Regions from separate parts of the Mus musculus genome. Here region 1 is linked to region 2. A link is a loop called in an ENCODE intact Hi-C map of the cell type or tissue named here. Cell type or tissue: left cerebral cortex. All regions are shown on one strand.

Region 1 (8,000 bases), 89 kb before region 2:
AAACAAAAGCTGATTTATGCAAAATGCAAGCTCATTACAAGTCAGTTAGGACAAGCTTTGGGGACAAACATCCTTTAACCAATTCCACCCCGCCCCTTCCATAGCCCAGGTGCAGTGGGAGGCTCCTGCCTTCCGGGGGGGCCCCACACCCCTGCCCATCTGATGGGTATAGCCAAGGAAAGTGTGGAGAGTCAGTGGGTTTTACATTCAGTTTTTACGGTCCCCAAACTCCATCCATGGATGCCTGATAACCTGACGACATTTTAGCTGAAGAGATTCATATAAACACACTTAAAAAGAAGTAGAGCTCACAGTGGAAGCAACCTCCCCTGGTTAGGTGGTCCTGCAGATCCAAGCCTGGACACACAGTCTCTACAAGAGGTTGACGGAGACTCCGTTTCCTGTCCTGATAGTGCTGGGCAAACAGTTCTGCCCTTTAAAGTGAAGAGAAAAGAGGTACCAAACTGGCAGAGGTGGGAGAACTCGGCACACAGTAGGTGCCTGTCCTGGTTAGGGCTAGTGCATTTCTAAGTCTCCTAAACCTTGGTGATCCCAGAAGGGCTGTAGGTCTGCCACTTAACCACAGTACTTGGAAGGATGAGCGCTTCCTCTGAGTGGCCACCAGAGGGCGAACGTACCTTTCCGACAAAGCCTGGAGGTGCCGACTTCTCTCCACACAGCTACACAGGGACCCTTCTCAGGGGAGCCTGGCCTGGGACCTGCCCTCTAGGGACAGCCACCACTGCTGTGGGTGTTCTTGTTGTGCTTTGGGCAAGAGGCTAATGTGCTAGGACCTTGCCTCCTTATGTGTGATGCTTTCTCTGCAGGCCCAGAGAGCTCATCACTGCTTTCTCCTGTTCTTAGTGTCCTGCTGGGTCACATCAGGGCAAGGAGCCCAGCTTGTGCGATGAGTTATGATTGACAGGGACCGGACCCTTGCTGAATGCTCTGCCCCCTGCCTGAGATGCCCTGTGACCCTATGTAACTGTCTGGGGCTTCTGGAAAAGACTCGCTGTCCGCTTGGCTAAGGCAATAGATACCACCCCCATTCCTTCCCCTACCAACCTCCACAGCACCCCCACCCCCACATGTCACCACCCTCTTGAATCACAGGGCAACTGGGTGACACTGAGACCCAATATGTCAAGGACCAGAGGCAAAGCAGCCACAGAGTGACTGGACACTGGTTCCTCTGTCTAGGAAGTTCTTGAGCTGATATCCAAGCAGTGGTTCCTGATTTCCTCTCAGCTCACTGCAGAGCCCTCCCCAGAGACCCTAACCCACTGGCCCTCAGCTTCTCTCCTCGCCTCTGACAGAGCAAACGACCTTTCTTATTCTCAGTCAGACCTGTTTCTGGAAGTCGCAATGCAGTTAGACAGGATCACAGGAATTTTAGTGGGATGTTTAAGTGTGTTGTCCTTCCTTCAGGAGCCCCCTACTCACTCTACAGAGTGAGTTTCAGGACAGCCAAGGCTACACAGAGAAACCCTGTCTCGAAAAACCAAAAAAAAAAAAAAAAAAAAAAAAAAAAAAAAATCACCAGGGGCTGGCAAGATGGCTCAGTGAGTAAGGGCGCTTGCAGCCAAGCTGGATACTCTGAGTTCAATCCCCAGGACCCACAAACTGAAAGGAGAAACATCAGCTCCCACAAATTGTCCTCTGACCCCCACAAGCATGCCATGGAGCTCACAAGCGTGTGTGTGTGTGTGTGTGTGTGTGTGTGTGTGTGATAAAGAATTCACCAGAACCAATAAGCAGTCAGTGGTGCTGTGTTGCTGGTGGCGGCTGGTGGCTGCTGGTGGCATTCCTTCTCCCTGTTTCCGCCCTCCCTCCCCTACACAGCCCATATTCTCAGAGGTCTCCATCCATCTACTTGGATTTGATGCCTGGCATTAACCTCACCCCGGGGAGCTTTTAATTGAATCAGGCAGAGTCCCTCTGAAGATCACAGCAGCACACATGAAGGCTCTGGCTGCCTGCGGCTCCTCTTTAGCTCCGGAGTGAAACCTTGTTTCCCCAATGAGCTGCCTCTGAAGAGAAGAAGAGGGACGTTAACAAAGATTTACTGCCTTCCTCAAGTTCAGACTCCTAAGTGAACACGGCAGTGAGTGCTCCGTGGGTACTCTGGGTACTCTGTAGCTGGTACTGTGAGAAAAATGACTCCCACCAGGATGGTGGACGTGGGGGACATGCCCATACTCACAGCATTCAGGAGGATAAGGCAGGAGGAGCCTGAGTCCCAGGCCAGCCTCGGCTACTAGGGAGCACCGTCGCAGGAACAAACAAACAAACAAATCAATAAAAAGAAGGGGCCTCGTGAAAATGCAGATCTGGATTTTATAGTTAACAATAGCCTCAAGGGATTTTGCCTTGTTTGAAATGTGCAAGAATAACATTAAGAAAGGTTTAGAACATTTTTGTAAATTATGACATGGTTTAAGCCATGTGTTAAGTCTTAAGCATAAACGTGGAGAGAATCCATTCTCCGTGACCACACGCTAGCATCCTCCAAACCCCTCCATTCCTCTCCAGCCTGATTGGCTCTCCTGGTGTTACAGCTTAGCTCCAGATGGGAAGCATTTTTTCATTGCTATAATAAAACACCTGAGGCTGAGCCCTTTAAAGAGAAAAGGGGTTGGGGTGGTGCCTGGTGAGATGACTCGGTGGTAAAGATGCTTCCCACTGGACCCAAGTTCAGTCTCCAGGATCCACGTGATGAAGAAAACTGACTCCTGCAAGTTGTCCTCTGACCATCACATGTGTTCCATGGCACATGTTCATGTGTGTACACGTATATGTATGTGTCTATGTATATGAAGTATATGTATATGTATACACAGGGTGGGGAAGGAAATAGACCTGGAATGATCTTTGAAACCTCAAAGCCCACTCGCAGTGACACACATGTTCCCACAGCATTGACCACGCCGTGTGCCTGCAGTGGGGCCCCAGAGCACAGGGACCAGGCTGGGTGGGGGTGGGGGACAGAGAGCTGGTGAGGCAGCTGTCCCAGCTTCCTGTTGCCCCGAGAAAGGTTGTCACAACTGTAACCCAACTTCAGGAGGGAGAAGAGGAGGAAGGGGAGGAGCGAGAGAGAAGAAAGGGAAGGAGGAAAGGGAACAGAGAGAGGATGAGAAAGGGAAGGAAAAGGGGTAGGGAAAAGGAAGGGGAAGAAAGAGGGGAGGAGGGGGCTGGTGAGATGGCTCAGTGGTTAAGAGTGCCGACTGTTCTTCCAAAGGTCCTAAGTTCAAATCCCAGTAACCACATGGTGGCTCACAACCATCCATAACAAAAATCTGATGCCCTCTTCTGGTGTGTCTGAAGACAGCTACAGTGTGCTTACATATAATAAATAAATAAATAAATAAATAAATATTTTTTAAAAAAAAAGAGGGGAGAAAAAAACGGGAGGAGGAGGGAGGAGAGGAGGAAGGGGAGGAGAAAGGGGAAGAAGGGAGGGGGAAAGAAAGGGGAGGAGGACAGAGGTAGGGGAGGAGGACAGAGGAAGGGGAGGAGGGAAGGTATGGGAGCCAATGTAGCCCTGAGTGACTATGCATTGTTGACACAGGCAAGGCCATGCCACCAACCAAGGCCTTGTGTCCAGTGGGACACTGGCACCCCTGGGTCAGGCTTGGGAAAAGCCAAGCTCTCCCTTGGTCCTAGAATCAGTGTTTATGAATATTAAAGAGTCTTAGAGTTCAGCTATTGTGAATAGACACCATGACCACAGCAACTCTTATGAAGGCAAACGTTTCATTGGAGCTGGCTTACAGATTCAGAGGTTTAGTCTATTATCATCATAGCAGGAAGCATGGCAGCATCCAGGCAGACATGGTGCTGGAGAAGGAGCTGAGAGTTCTGCATCTTGATTCAAAGGCAACCAGGAGAGATTGCGGTCCTCGGGCAGCTAGGAGGAAGTTCTCTTCCACAATGGGTGGAATCTGAGCATAGGAAGAGACCTCGAAGCCCACCTCCACGGCGACACACTTCCTCCAACAAGGCCACACCTCCTAACAGTGCCACTCCCTATGGGCCAAGCATATTCAAACCACCACAACCAGTATAGGGGGAAAGAAAAAAGAAAAAAAGAAAAAAAACCTAGACATTGCAGCTTCCTCCTCTGGGACGTTGTATCCCCAGACGACCCATCTACAGAGACCTCTCCTGCAAGTTTAGGTGACTCCACCGCTGTACACTCTGAGGTTCCAGTTTGCAGGTTGCTGTGGTTGGTGTGGTTCCGTCAGAGTGCGCACAGCCCCCCTGACCCCAGCTCTCCTTCATTTACTTACCACCCCAGTCGGGCTTCCAGACCCCTCCATGCAGATCATTACAGGAGGGCGAAGCAGCAGCCGCTAGTCTGGGGAAAGATGAAGTCAGTTCGCCAGGTCCCCAGGCAGATTTTGAACTTTGTGGTCTAGCTCTCCACCTTCAGGATGTCATTATTGCCTAGGTGACTCAGTTCTCCTTTCAAGAGCGCTCATCTCTAGCTCCCCACCCCATGTTCTTCTGCGACCCCCTCATCCCTTCACTGACATTGGCGCCCTCTTCTGGTCTCCACAAGCGCTGCACGCACATGCTGAAGATAGCGCCCAGGATTTCATGACAGCCAGGCAAGCGCCCTACCCACTGAGCGGTATCTTGGCTTTTCTTACATTGGAATCACCCACCTGATTATAGAATAGAATACGCTGATTGGCCAGGATCACTCTCCACCTAAGAGACTCGGTTTAGGCGGGGCAACCACCATCAGTAAGTACCTCCAGGGCCCTGAGGTCTTATCTTCAAGAGGGGCTAGGCAGAAACCTCAAGACCCATCCACCATGCCAAGAGTCCCTTTCTGACTCGTCTCCTAAACCGAGCTCAGCTGGGGAAGCTTGAGTTTGTGCCCAGAATGGGATTTCCCACGCAGAGCCACCAAAGCACCCACCCATGCAGGACCCAGGAGACACCTGCGGTGGCAATGTGGGCTCAGCCTTCAGTGCTCCGCGCAGATGCTGTGAGGTCTCACGGGTCCTCTGCCGTGGAACCTCATGGAGGAGCTGCCTGTGGTGGCGTTTGTGGGATGAAGCCAGCATGTGCATTTGGAGATAGCAGCCGATTCCATCTCAAGGATAAAAAAGGAAGGCGCGAAGGAAATGACATTTACGTGCTAGGAAAACCATCCCGCTCCAAACTGCCTCAGAGGAGGGAGCGGGGAGGTGGGCGGTGCCTCCCCCGCCTCCGGGCTGAGGAGCATCTGCTGGGCCGCCAGCCTGGCAGCAGGGCCGGTTCCATCCCAGTGCCCAGGGCCACCCCCACCTCCATCTGCTGCAAGATGGAAATACCAGCCTGTGTGCTCACAGAAACGGGGAGGGAAAAACAGTGTCTGGAAGGGAAGGGGTGCTAAGGTTTACTCCTGGGGTTCTGTTGGGAGCAGCCTAGCGGTACCTGGTCACCCTGTGCTGGGGAGAGGCCAGGCCTGGAGGCTGTGGGGAGCTGCCTACCCTAGCAGGCTATTTACACATGGACTCAGTCACCAAGCTGAGTCTCAAGTTTCCTTATCTGTAGAATAGAGCCAAGCCTCTCCTCTGGGCAGTTGTAGAAATGCAGGCATGCACAACTCCCTGGAGCCAGTGATCAAGGACATGAACCTTCATCTCTGCCCTTAACACCCCCACCCCACCCCGAAAAGGAATGGGTGACTGTAGTGTTTGAACGAGAATGGCTCCCACGGGCTCATATGTTTGAATACTTGGTTCCGGTTGGTGGAACTGTCTGGGAAGGACGAGGAGGTGTGGTCTTGTTGGAGGAGGTGTGTCATTGTGGAAGGGCTTTCAGGTTTCAAAGACTGGTACCATTCTCCGTGTTCCCTCCTGCTTTCAGATCCAGATGTGAGCTCTCAGCTGTTCTTGCTGCCATGTCTTTGCTTCACCGGCATGGACTCCAGTCTTCTGAAACCATAAGCCCAATTAAATGTTTCCTTTTATAAATTGCCTTGGTCATGGTGCGCTGTCCCAACAACAGAATAGTAACTAAGACAGTGGCTAGTTACTCATGCAGTAATTGTTACAACTGAGGCTCCCCCATGCCGGAGACCACCACATATACAGCTGGTGTCTAAAACCAGCCACAGTCCCCTGGGATCCTAAACTCCAGCAGCCCCACCTCATTGCTCATTTCTGGAGTCCACCATTCCTCCTGTCATCCCAGCTCTGACCTCGACCAACTCTCTTTGTTTCAAGTGTTGCTTCCTCAGGGAAGCCTCTAAGCTCACTAACCGCACTACTGCAATCTCTCCTGGCTCCTCTCTCCCAAACCACTGCTGATATATATCCGGCTGGTGATTGATTTATTAAAACAAAATCTCCTGTACCCCAGGCTCACAAGAACTTGATAGGTAGCCAAAGAGAACTTCTGACTACTCCCCACTTCTACCTCCCCAGTGCTGGGATAACAGGCCACCATGCCACCATGCCACCATGCCTGGTTTAAGAACCATAGGGATTAAATGGAGACTTTGTGCATGCCAGGCACTACCAACAGTCACATCCCCAGCCATCCCAGCTAGTTCTCTGAGCAGCCTCATTCCTCGCCTGAGGCAACATGACACAATCAGTCACTTGCCGCTCAATTGTTCCCAATTCAGAGCAAGCACAGGTCTCACCCACCAAGACCCAGGTAGAAGCAGCCAGTGGAACCCCAGGGGTGAGGAGTGCCTGTCAGAGAAGTCTCTGTCTCCAAATTCCCAGCTTTTCCTGGGACAAAGCCTGGGCAGGCTTTTACTATTCTTTCCCCCGCCATAAAAGACCACAAAAATTACAGATCCAGGCAGCTTGCAAGAGCTTTTGTCCCAGAAGACCAGCTCCTCCCTCACAAAGAGCCCTCTGGAGGAAGTTGCCTGCTGTGAGGACCCAGGAGAGAAACGTGAGTTTTGGGCTGCCTGCCTGTCTGGAGGAGAAGCAGCCTTCTTTGAGAAGCCAAACATCTTCAGCATGCAGGCGTCGCCCACCAGCCATCTGCCCCAGGTTGAGTTTGGCCTGCCTCTTGGGAGCCAAGAACTCTGAAAATGGTCCCCAGGGGCCAGCAAGGCCAGCCCAGCCCTCCTCCGGCTGGCATGAGCTCATATGAGCCCGCAGAAGGAACCAGTTTTGGAAACACAGCCCCTTGGTGGTGCGCCTAGCCCCACCCCCAACCATGCCGCAGAACACAATAACAGCTGGGATGTGAGACACCAAAAAAGGTCTCATCCGTGTGACAGATGTCAGCCCTTGGGGAGAGTGACAGCCCCAGCTCTCCTGGGACCTTTGACGTGAGAGAGACAGTTCTCTTGCTGCTTTGGGGTCTGGTGTCTGGGGCCTCCCAGGAGCTGAGCTGATGTGCTGGGCCCCTGCTCTCTAACTGTGGTTTTCAGGTGCTCAGGAGATGGGGCTGGAGCTGCCCAGGGACGGGGGTTGGGGTTGGGGGGAATTGAGCAGTCAGGCATAGCTCTGAGCTTCCCCATGGATAGATAGCTCAGTGCTAGAGAGATCAGAACCCCCCTTCTCCCCTTGCTGGTGTCTGTCCCTGTAGGGTAGCACACTTATGGAGACATCCCCCCAAAGAGGCCTCAACCTAATGGGACTGGGATCTCTCAGCTGGCTTAGGTTGTGGGGGTGGGGGGAGGGGTAGGGGGAGGTTCTTACCTCACCAGCTCTCCTCTCCTCCCCCACCCCTCCTCTTCCTTCTTTCTCCTCCTCCTCCCCCTCCTCCTTCTCTTCCTCTCTCTCTCCCTCCTCCCCCTCCTCCTCTCTTCCTTCTCTTCCTCCTCCTTCCTACATCACCTCACGCCATCCTCACACTTCCTAGCCCAGTGAATGGCATTTCTAGTCACTCCCAAGCTCGGGCGTTTGCTCTGGTCCCTCTCTCTCCCTCTGCCCATGAGAGAGGAAAATGGCTGCTGCCACACTTAATCTTCACTGTCTGTATGAGAGGATTTAGAGTCACCCGGGAGATTGACAAGGCTCATCACTTCCTGGATGTCT
Region 2 (8,000 bases):
GAGAGAGAGAGATGCACACACATGAGTACCCACAGAGGCCAGAAGAGGATGTCAAACTCCCTGGAACTGGAGTTACAAGCCATGTGGGTCTTCCCTCACCCAACACATTGGCTTGAGGACCAACCTCAGGTCCTCTGTGACAGCAGCTAGTGCTCTTAACCCCCCAACTCCTCTATGGCCCCAAGCACCTTGCTTTAATGTGCTGAGCTTTTATTAGCCAGGAGGTTGAACGTCTTCTAAGCTTAGACAACTCAAATCTATCTCCAGCCTCCTTGTGTCACTGCTATGGTAGTTCAAAGGGCACAGGATTCTCCAGGCTGGGTTCCCACCAGCACTGATAGCAGAGGTGAGTCTCAGGCAAATGGTTACCATTATTCCCCAGGGAGTGGGACCCAGTCAGGTGGAGATAGACCATCTGGTTAATAGTGTGTGTGGCCCTGTTGCTCTGGAGTGGCCTTTTATGGCTCTCTGGGTTCTGTTAACCTTACCTTGCCAACCAACTGGGCTGTCATCTCAGCTGCAAGCACAAAGCTGCCTGTGTGCCTGGTGCTCAGCCTGGGAAGAGATACCATGTGGCTCTCTCATCTCCCAGAGCTTACCCAGCAGCTGGTTAAGTTCAGCTCACCCACAGGCTGCTCACCCTACTGCCCTTTGAACATGAGAGAAACTTGCTCAGCTCTGGATCTGTGTGGAAGGTGTGACACACTTGATAATACCATAGTGACTGGAGGGACAAACCATACGTCTTTGTCTGGCACCCTGTCCCCTACTCAGAGACACTACCTGTTTTTTTTTTGCCCAAACCTCTCTGGTCTCTACTCCCCACAGCCCACTTCCCCTTAGAGAATAGGCAGAGTTCTGTCATGTGCTGGCTTAGTTCCACATCTTCTGGGAGCCTCAGTTTACTCAGCAGCAAAATGGGTACAACAGTAACAGGAACTCCACAATGCCACAGAGAGACTGAAGGCACAGCGCACTCTCAGAAGTAGCGGGTGTTACTTCATAGCTACTGACAATCGCTTCCATTTCTCTATCATCACCCCCAAATAAAAACAGAGGCGCCTGTGTTAACTACTTCTGTGTCACTGTAACCAAATATCCATGGAATCAACTTAGGAAGAATTCTCTATTTCGCCTCCTGGTTTCAGAGGTATTTTATGGGTCAGTCATGGCAGAGAGGGCAAGGGCAGAGTTGAGCAGTTCACCTCATGGTGGCCCCCAAACAGAAGGAGAAACAGGCAGACTCTGAGAAGAGGTACATCCAAGGACCCGACCCCTGTGACTACTTCCCCTAATGAGGCCCCACCTCCTGAAGTTTCCACAACCTTCCAAAACAGCACCATCAACTGGGGATCAAACACCCGATATGTGAGCCTTTTTCAGGGACTGTTCGTACCCAAGTCGTAAGAGTGGGTGTTTACTGCTGTGATCAAACTCCAAGAGCTGGGTAGATTCGGGTATAATTATTTTGAATTTAAAACTCAATCTGGGCCAGGTTAGATGACTCCATGGATAAAATGACTGCCCCCAAAGCAAGATGACCTGAGTTCAAACCTCCAGAACCCACTTTAAATAGCCAGGCACAGAGGAGCGTAGTTCAATTCCAGCCCTACTTGGCGAGCTCCAGGCCAGTGAGGGAACCTGTCTCAAAACAATAAAGTTGATAGCGCCTGAGGAAAATATGTAGGGTTGATCTCTGACCTCCACAAGCACATATGTGCACCCCAAATGTTTGTATGATGTTTGTAGATGTGGCCTTCCCTGAGCCTCATTACTGGACCAGTTTGCTGGCTCAAATTTGCTCTGAGAATCATATTCCAGAAGGTTCTGGGGCAGGAATACGATGAGTTAAAGAGCCCTGTGTGCCAGCCTCCACCGGTAGAAACTCATTAGGACGTTTTTTATATGGTCTGCCTTTGGAATGGAGTTCTTCTATAAACCTGAGCAATGTTCCCCAACTTAAAATGTCAAACACAAATCACCCATAAAGCCAAGCTTCAGTCCCCAGCAGCCTTCGTTCCGCCCGTGCCTGCCTCTCTTGGGGACTTAGCTTGCAGCGAGGGAGGTCTCCTCACACAGTGGCTTTCCTGGGAAGTCATATTCCCAAGTGAGGCCAGCCTTGGGCTGTATCCCCTCTTCACCCAAGACTGGTACCTTTGGGATTTTCAAATGCCACACAACCCCCAACCAAGACCCTGAACTGACTAGCAGCAGCATTGTGCTGTGCTGTGAGGCTCTTTCCAGACCTTGGGGCACTCTCTGGGGCCCAGTGGGGATGTAAATGCTGTGGACAGTAGTGGGGCTCAGCCACATAAGCTGCGCCCACTGATGGGCAGCTGAGTACCCCATCCCCACCCCAGTTTCATAAAATGGGAACGGCAAAGGAAATAAGTGGAAATGCCATGCAGGCAGCTGGGAACATAAAAGGTCATAAAAACAGGGTCCTTTTCCATCACACGGGTAACGGATTTCATTGGGACAGGGGGCAAGTTTGCATCACTGGGTAGCTCTGGTCCCTGTCCCCGGCTGAAACCTATTCATTTTGGCTTCACAAAGCTGTCCTGGCAGCAGCCATCCATCCACAGACACAACCAGAAGCATGAGTCCTTCGAGACCAGCGTGGCTGTCTAGCAAGTGCTACACGGTCCTTAATAAAAGATGAGGAGTTCACGAAGGCCCTGCTTAGCAGCGCTGAGCGCTGGGTGAGCCCTGGAGGCTGGCTGGGGATGAGTGCGGGCATCCACAGAGAGAAGAGGGATTTTCAAAGATCAAACAAATTAGAGAAGTACTTAAGACCCAGCTCTGGGGGAGGAGAAGCAGCAGCCACAGCACGTGTCGGGCTTTGCTGTGCATTTTAAAAAAAAAAGCAGAATAATCATAAAACATCAAAGAACTCATCTCTTCCTCCCCCTCCTCTTCTCTTGTCTCACTTGTCATCTCTTGTCTCCTCTGGTCTTCTCTTGTCATCTCTTGCCTTCTTTTGTCTTGTCTTGTCTTGTCTTGTCTTGTCTTGTCTTGTCTTGTCTTGTCTTCTCTTCTCTTCTCTTCTCTTCTCACAGTACTTGGGATGGTCCCCTGAGCCCCTTGGTCCTGGAAACCTGACTGGACTGGTGAGGGGATAACGAAAGGACAGACACAGACATGCATACAGAAAACAGACCCAGTGAGGCACACACGCTCTGCTAGAGCAGCGCCATGTGGCCACCCAGGACCTCAGAGTGTTTATGTAGAGTAAGGGGTGGGTGCTGGTCTTGGTAGGCAGTGTCTGGGCGAGCAGACTCAGCCTGTAAATTACCAGAGGAGGGAACTACAGTAGCTAGTCTTTGCACACAATGGTCAATTGTTCATAAGCACCCATTCTTACACATTCACATATGCAAGACCAAAGGAAGACATTGCCAGCCAGAGCCTGGGGCAGGGGGTGGAGGCAGTTCAGGGAGACATCAGCACCCTCATGGGCCTGGGGCATTGGGTCCTGGACATGGCTGGGCCCTTGCTAACAATATATATTCACTTGGGACTCCATCTGCTCGTTAGCTTTCAATCAAGGCTCCCAACACGATCATTCCCCCTCCTCTTCTTGTTCTTTGAAGTGATGGAGATGGAGCCCAGAGCCTCAGACCTTCTCAGCAAGCACTCCAGCACTGAACTACATTGCTGGTCCTCTTTTTAAGTTGAGACAGTCTTACTGACTTCCCCAGGCTGGCCTTGAACTCATTCTGAAGCCTAGACAGGCTCTAAACTTGCAATCCTCCTGTCTCAGTCTCCTGAGCAGACGGGATGACAGGCTTGTGCCACCAGGTCACCCTTCTGTCAGAATTATCTCATTTTTCATAATGCACATGACATCTTATAATTAGGAGTAAAGAGTTTATAATGTTTAAAGTTGTAAATAAAAAGATACTTCTGGTATTTTCCCCAATTCTATATGTATAATATAATACGCTGCCATTTACTGAGAGCATAATATCTCAAGATTATTATATTTTCTAGCGATGACAGCCACAGATACAAGCAGTCTTATTATCTGTGTTCACTCGGAAGGGAATTGAAGCTTCTAGCGGTTAGAATGTCCTGTCTACGGCTCACTTCACGGTAAGGGCTGGAGCCGGTACTGATGCTGAACTTTCACCCCAGAAAGCTGTTTCTCAGATAAGCTGCGGGGAGCCCAGGTGGATCTGGAGACACAACAACCAACAGTGAGCGTCTCCTGCAGTAGAATTGAGATTCTTATTTAACGAAGCATTATCTTTCTTACAGAAATGGTTTCTGTTCGCAAGCTGCCATGGGAGAGAATCAGATGTATCATACAACCCCAGGGCTCCAGGGACAGTCCCCAGGTTTGGACCCCAAAGCATTTCCAAACAGAGCAGCTGGCCCCTGCCCAGGCCTGGGGGCCAGTCCACCATGTCTTCAGCTCTCTTTGGTGGCTCCCATTTATAAAGGGGAGAGACACTGGCTCACACAGGCTGCCTGCTAGAGCAGATGGCAGCATCAAATGAGAGATGTCTGTGATTCACAGTTGGCAGCAGAAAGCCACACGTGGGGCCTGCCCACACTGGGCCCAACAGGTTTCTGATTTCCCTGCAGGAACGGAGTTCCGGGTCTGACGTTGCTGTTAGGGTTAGAAGTACCTCACAGCTACCTGGTTCCCACAGCACCCAGGGTTTACTGCCGCAGTAGACTGCAGACCCCTTCGAGAGTTCAGAGGACAGAGTGAGGTGCACTCTGGATTGTTCAGGATCTGGCAGAACAATCCAGGGAAAGATGTAAGTACTACAATGGAGGGGCCACTCTGGGGATCTTGGGACAGAGAGGACATCGATACATTTGTCCAGTGAAGCCCTGTGGTGAGCCTGGCAGGAAGGCCTTGCACAAGCAGCTCAGACCAGGTGTTGTTGCTCAGGAAGCCCCCTGTCAGGGAACCTCTCACCCCATGGCAGCAGTTCTTCCCTTCCTAAAGCTGAGACCGTTTAACACACTTCCTCATGCTGTGGTGACCCCCAACCATAAAGTTATTTTTGTTGCTACTTCATAACTGTAACTTTGCTACTGTTGTGAATTGTAATGTCAACATTTATGTTTTCTGATGGTCGTAGGGGCCCCCTGTGAAAGGGTCATTTGACACACACCCCGTAAAGGGGTTGCGACCCACAGGTTGAGAATCACTGATCTAGTGTGTCTGGCCACCAGAGTAGCCACAAGGCGAGCCAGAAGCCAAGAGGCCAGGAGAGTAGGAACCAAAGGGAACCAAGAGACCACATGTAGCTAAAATAGTTAGATTATATTGTGATCAGAGAGGTGGAGGGAAGGAAAATACAACTCAGTCCCTGGGCTGGAGAGTTTATACTTTGAGGTATTGAAAAGGCACCTCAGTTAGCCTTTGTGGGGGTTGAGACCCAACACTCTCCCTCTTCCCTCCCCTCTCCTCCTCCTCCTCCTCCTCCTCCTCCTCCTCCTCTCCTCTCCTCTCCTCTCCTCTCCTCTCCTCTCCCCTCCTTATCCTTCCAGGTTAGTCCTGCACTTCATCACGCTGGAGTTCTGGCTCTTGTATGGGAAAAGGAAGCATCTATAAGAATTTATGACCTAGTTACCCAGGCACTTCTTCACCACGTTCTGTGGCCTAGGCTGGAGGCTCAGAGAGGGCAGTGGCCTGATGTGGTCAGGGACAGACCTGGATCCCAACTCTGCCTCTTGGTTTCTGGATTGGACTATAGGCCATCACCCACTCCCATCCAATGGGAAAGACCTCATCAAAGAGAAAGATGCCTCGTCTGTCCATCACTTTAAGCCACGATGGCCAGAGCTGCTCAAACAAGAGGCACAGAAGGAAAGAATGACTGACGGACCTTAGACCCTCCCACTTTGAGTCCTCCCTCTTAACTACCCACTGTGTTTATGTGGCCATGGGCCCAGTTCTCTCCCTCTCTGGGTCTCAGTACACCGAAGGAATAAAGGCATCCTGGCTTAGAAGTCAAAGGAAATAAAAGCCCACAGCCTGAGAGCTTCAGAGGAACAGATGAGCCCAGTGGCTGGCACTTAGGGATGTCTTAGTTGGAGTCACTATTGCTGAGATAAAACACAATGACCAAAAGGAGCCTGGGGAGGGAAGGGTTCACTGCTGATGCTTCCACATCACAGTGAAGGAAGTCAGGGCAGGAACCTGAAGGCAGGAACCTGGAGGCAGGAGCTGATGCAGAGGCCATGGCGGGGTGCTGCTTACTGGCTTGCTCCTCATGGCTTGCTCAGCCTGCTTTCTTATGGATCCCAGAACCAACAGCCCAGGGGTGGCACCACTCAGTTCCCCCTACACCCATCAACCAGCAATTGAGAAAATGTCCTTCAGGCTTGTCTACAGCTGACCTCGTGGAAGGATTTCTTAGTTGAGGCTCCCTCTTCTCTGATGGCTGTAGCTTGTGTCAAGTTGACATAAAATTAGCCAGAACAGGACTGGACTGGAGAGATGGCTAATATATAATATATAAGGACTCCAGAGGTCCTGAGTTCAATTCCCAGCAACCATATGGTGACTTATAAACATCTGAAATGGGATCTCACACCTGCTTCTGGTGTGCGAGTATACAGGCAGATAAAGCAGTCATATACATAAAACAAACAAATAAATGCTGGAGTTTTATTTCGTTTCCTTGTCTTTTAAAATATGATTGACTTATTTGTTTGCTTATTGCTTAGTTTTGTGTGGATTGCTGTTTTCCCTGCATGTATGTGTGTGCGGGTATCAGATCCCTAGGAGCTAGAGTTACAGACAGTTGTGAGCTGCCAAGTGGGTGATAGGAATTGAACCATGGTCTTCCGGAAGAGCAGTCAGTGTTTTTAACTACTGACTCTCTGCTGTCTCATAGCCCCTGGACAAAGGCTTTCAAGTCCAACTTAGTTTGATGGCCTGGTGGTTGCAGGGCCCTGGACACAGTACCTCATCACTGTGCCTCAGTTTCTTCATCTGTGAAATAGGACAGTCACAACCCTCACTGCAAAGGGCTAGCGAGGATAAATTACTCATTTTTTTTTTATTCTTTCGAGACAGAGTTTCTCTGTGTAGCCCTGGCTGTCCTGGAACTCACTCTGTAGACCACGCTGGCCTCAAACTCAGAAATCCACCTGCCTCTGCCTCCTAAGTGCTGGGATTAAAGGTGTGCACCACCACTGCCCAGCAAATTACTCACTCTTATCCCACCCTGCCAGTGAGCTAGGCTCAGCTGACCATTGGCCTCAGAGGCAGATATGAGGGTCAAGCATCTTCAAAGGCTTTCACACTTTGGCCAGCAGACCAAGTTCATGTGACTGTGGCCAGCAGATATCTGGACAGAGGAGCTCTGCGTTGTGAGGAACTAGATCCTGGCTCAGCGATTAGCAACTCAAGTGGCTAAAAATATAGTTGTTTGGTTTTCACTAGAAAAAAGGCACATACATGGCTGGAGTGGAGATTTGGTTTTTGGCAGTGGTTTTTAAAGCCCTTGATTTGAGAAATCTCTGCCCTTTCCCCCATAGGCTGTTACTTTTGAGAGTTGTGGTTGTCCTGACTGTGTAGCAGAGCCCTCTTAGCAAACTTCCCATCCTATTGGCTCAGAGCACAACACCTTCACTGATGGCTAATCTTAGGACTCCAGGTTGCCTCCTTTTCTGATTGTGAGTTCAGACATGTAGCCGACTTTGGGGAAAACTCTTCTAATTAAGGTTGACCAGATAGCCTTCTCCTTCTCTGACCTTGTCTGTGAGTTCAAAAACCCCTTCACTTCTACCTGCAAAATGTCATCTAGCTTTAGTTAGATTACAGGTCCAACTTCCTTTCCCCTGATAAGAACCCTTTCAGCCAGCACCTGAGATTCCTGAAATGCTTCCCCATGCTAACGAGACATTTTTGTATCCTAAACCTTCAGCCAATTACCTTTGCCTAGCTCGGATGTTCCTACCCCCAGTCCTCCAAATTATGTGAGCCTTGAAGCACCCCAAGTAATGCAGATCTGCCTCCCTGTAGCTGG

What was found. A loop is a pair of places that touch in the nucleus more often than their neighbours do. Peaks named below come from ENCODE experiments on the same cell type or tissue, not always from the same donor. Only the 100,000 strongest peaks of a DNase experiment are listed, where the experiment ranks them.
Region 1: it touches region 2 in a loop (6-fold over the local background); 5 of 42 quality-filtered maps call a loop at or near these places.

Annotation. Positions count from the first base shown.
Region 1 is chr2:168,438,254-168,446,253 of GRCm38, reverse strand. Gm33413 (a long non-coding RNA gene) reads right to left here and starts at 6,735. Exons shown (of 4, transcript XR_867021.1): 1 at 6,648-6,735; 2 at 4,950-5,930; 3 at 4,668-4,713; 4 at 3,849-4,357. In left cerebral cortex, CTCF peaks have their summits at 620 (motif pointing right) and 4,550 (motif pointing left); DNase peaks (open chromatin) are centred at 633, 5,157 and 6,944; H3K27ac peaks cover 2,684 bases.
Region 2 is chr2:168,349,309-168,357,308 of GRCm38, reverse strand. All of the region lies in intron 1 of Gm33262 (a long non-coding RNA gene), which reads right to left. Among named protein-coding and RNA genes, the nearest start is that of Gm22704, 18 kb to the right of the region's middle. In left cerebral cortex, no CTCF peak of the experiment used is centred here; a DNase peak (open chromatin) is centred at 4,523.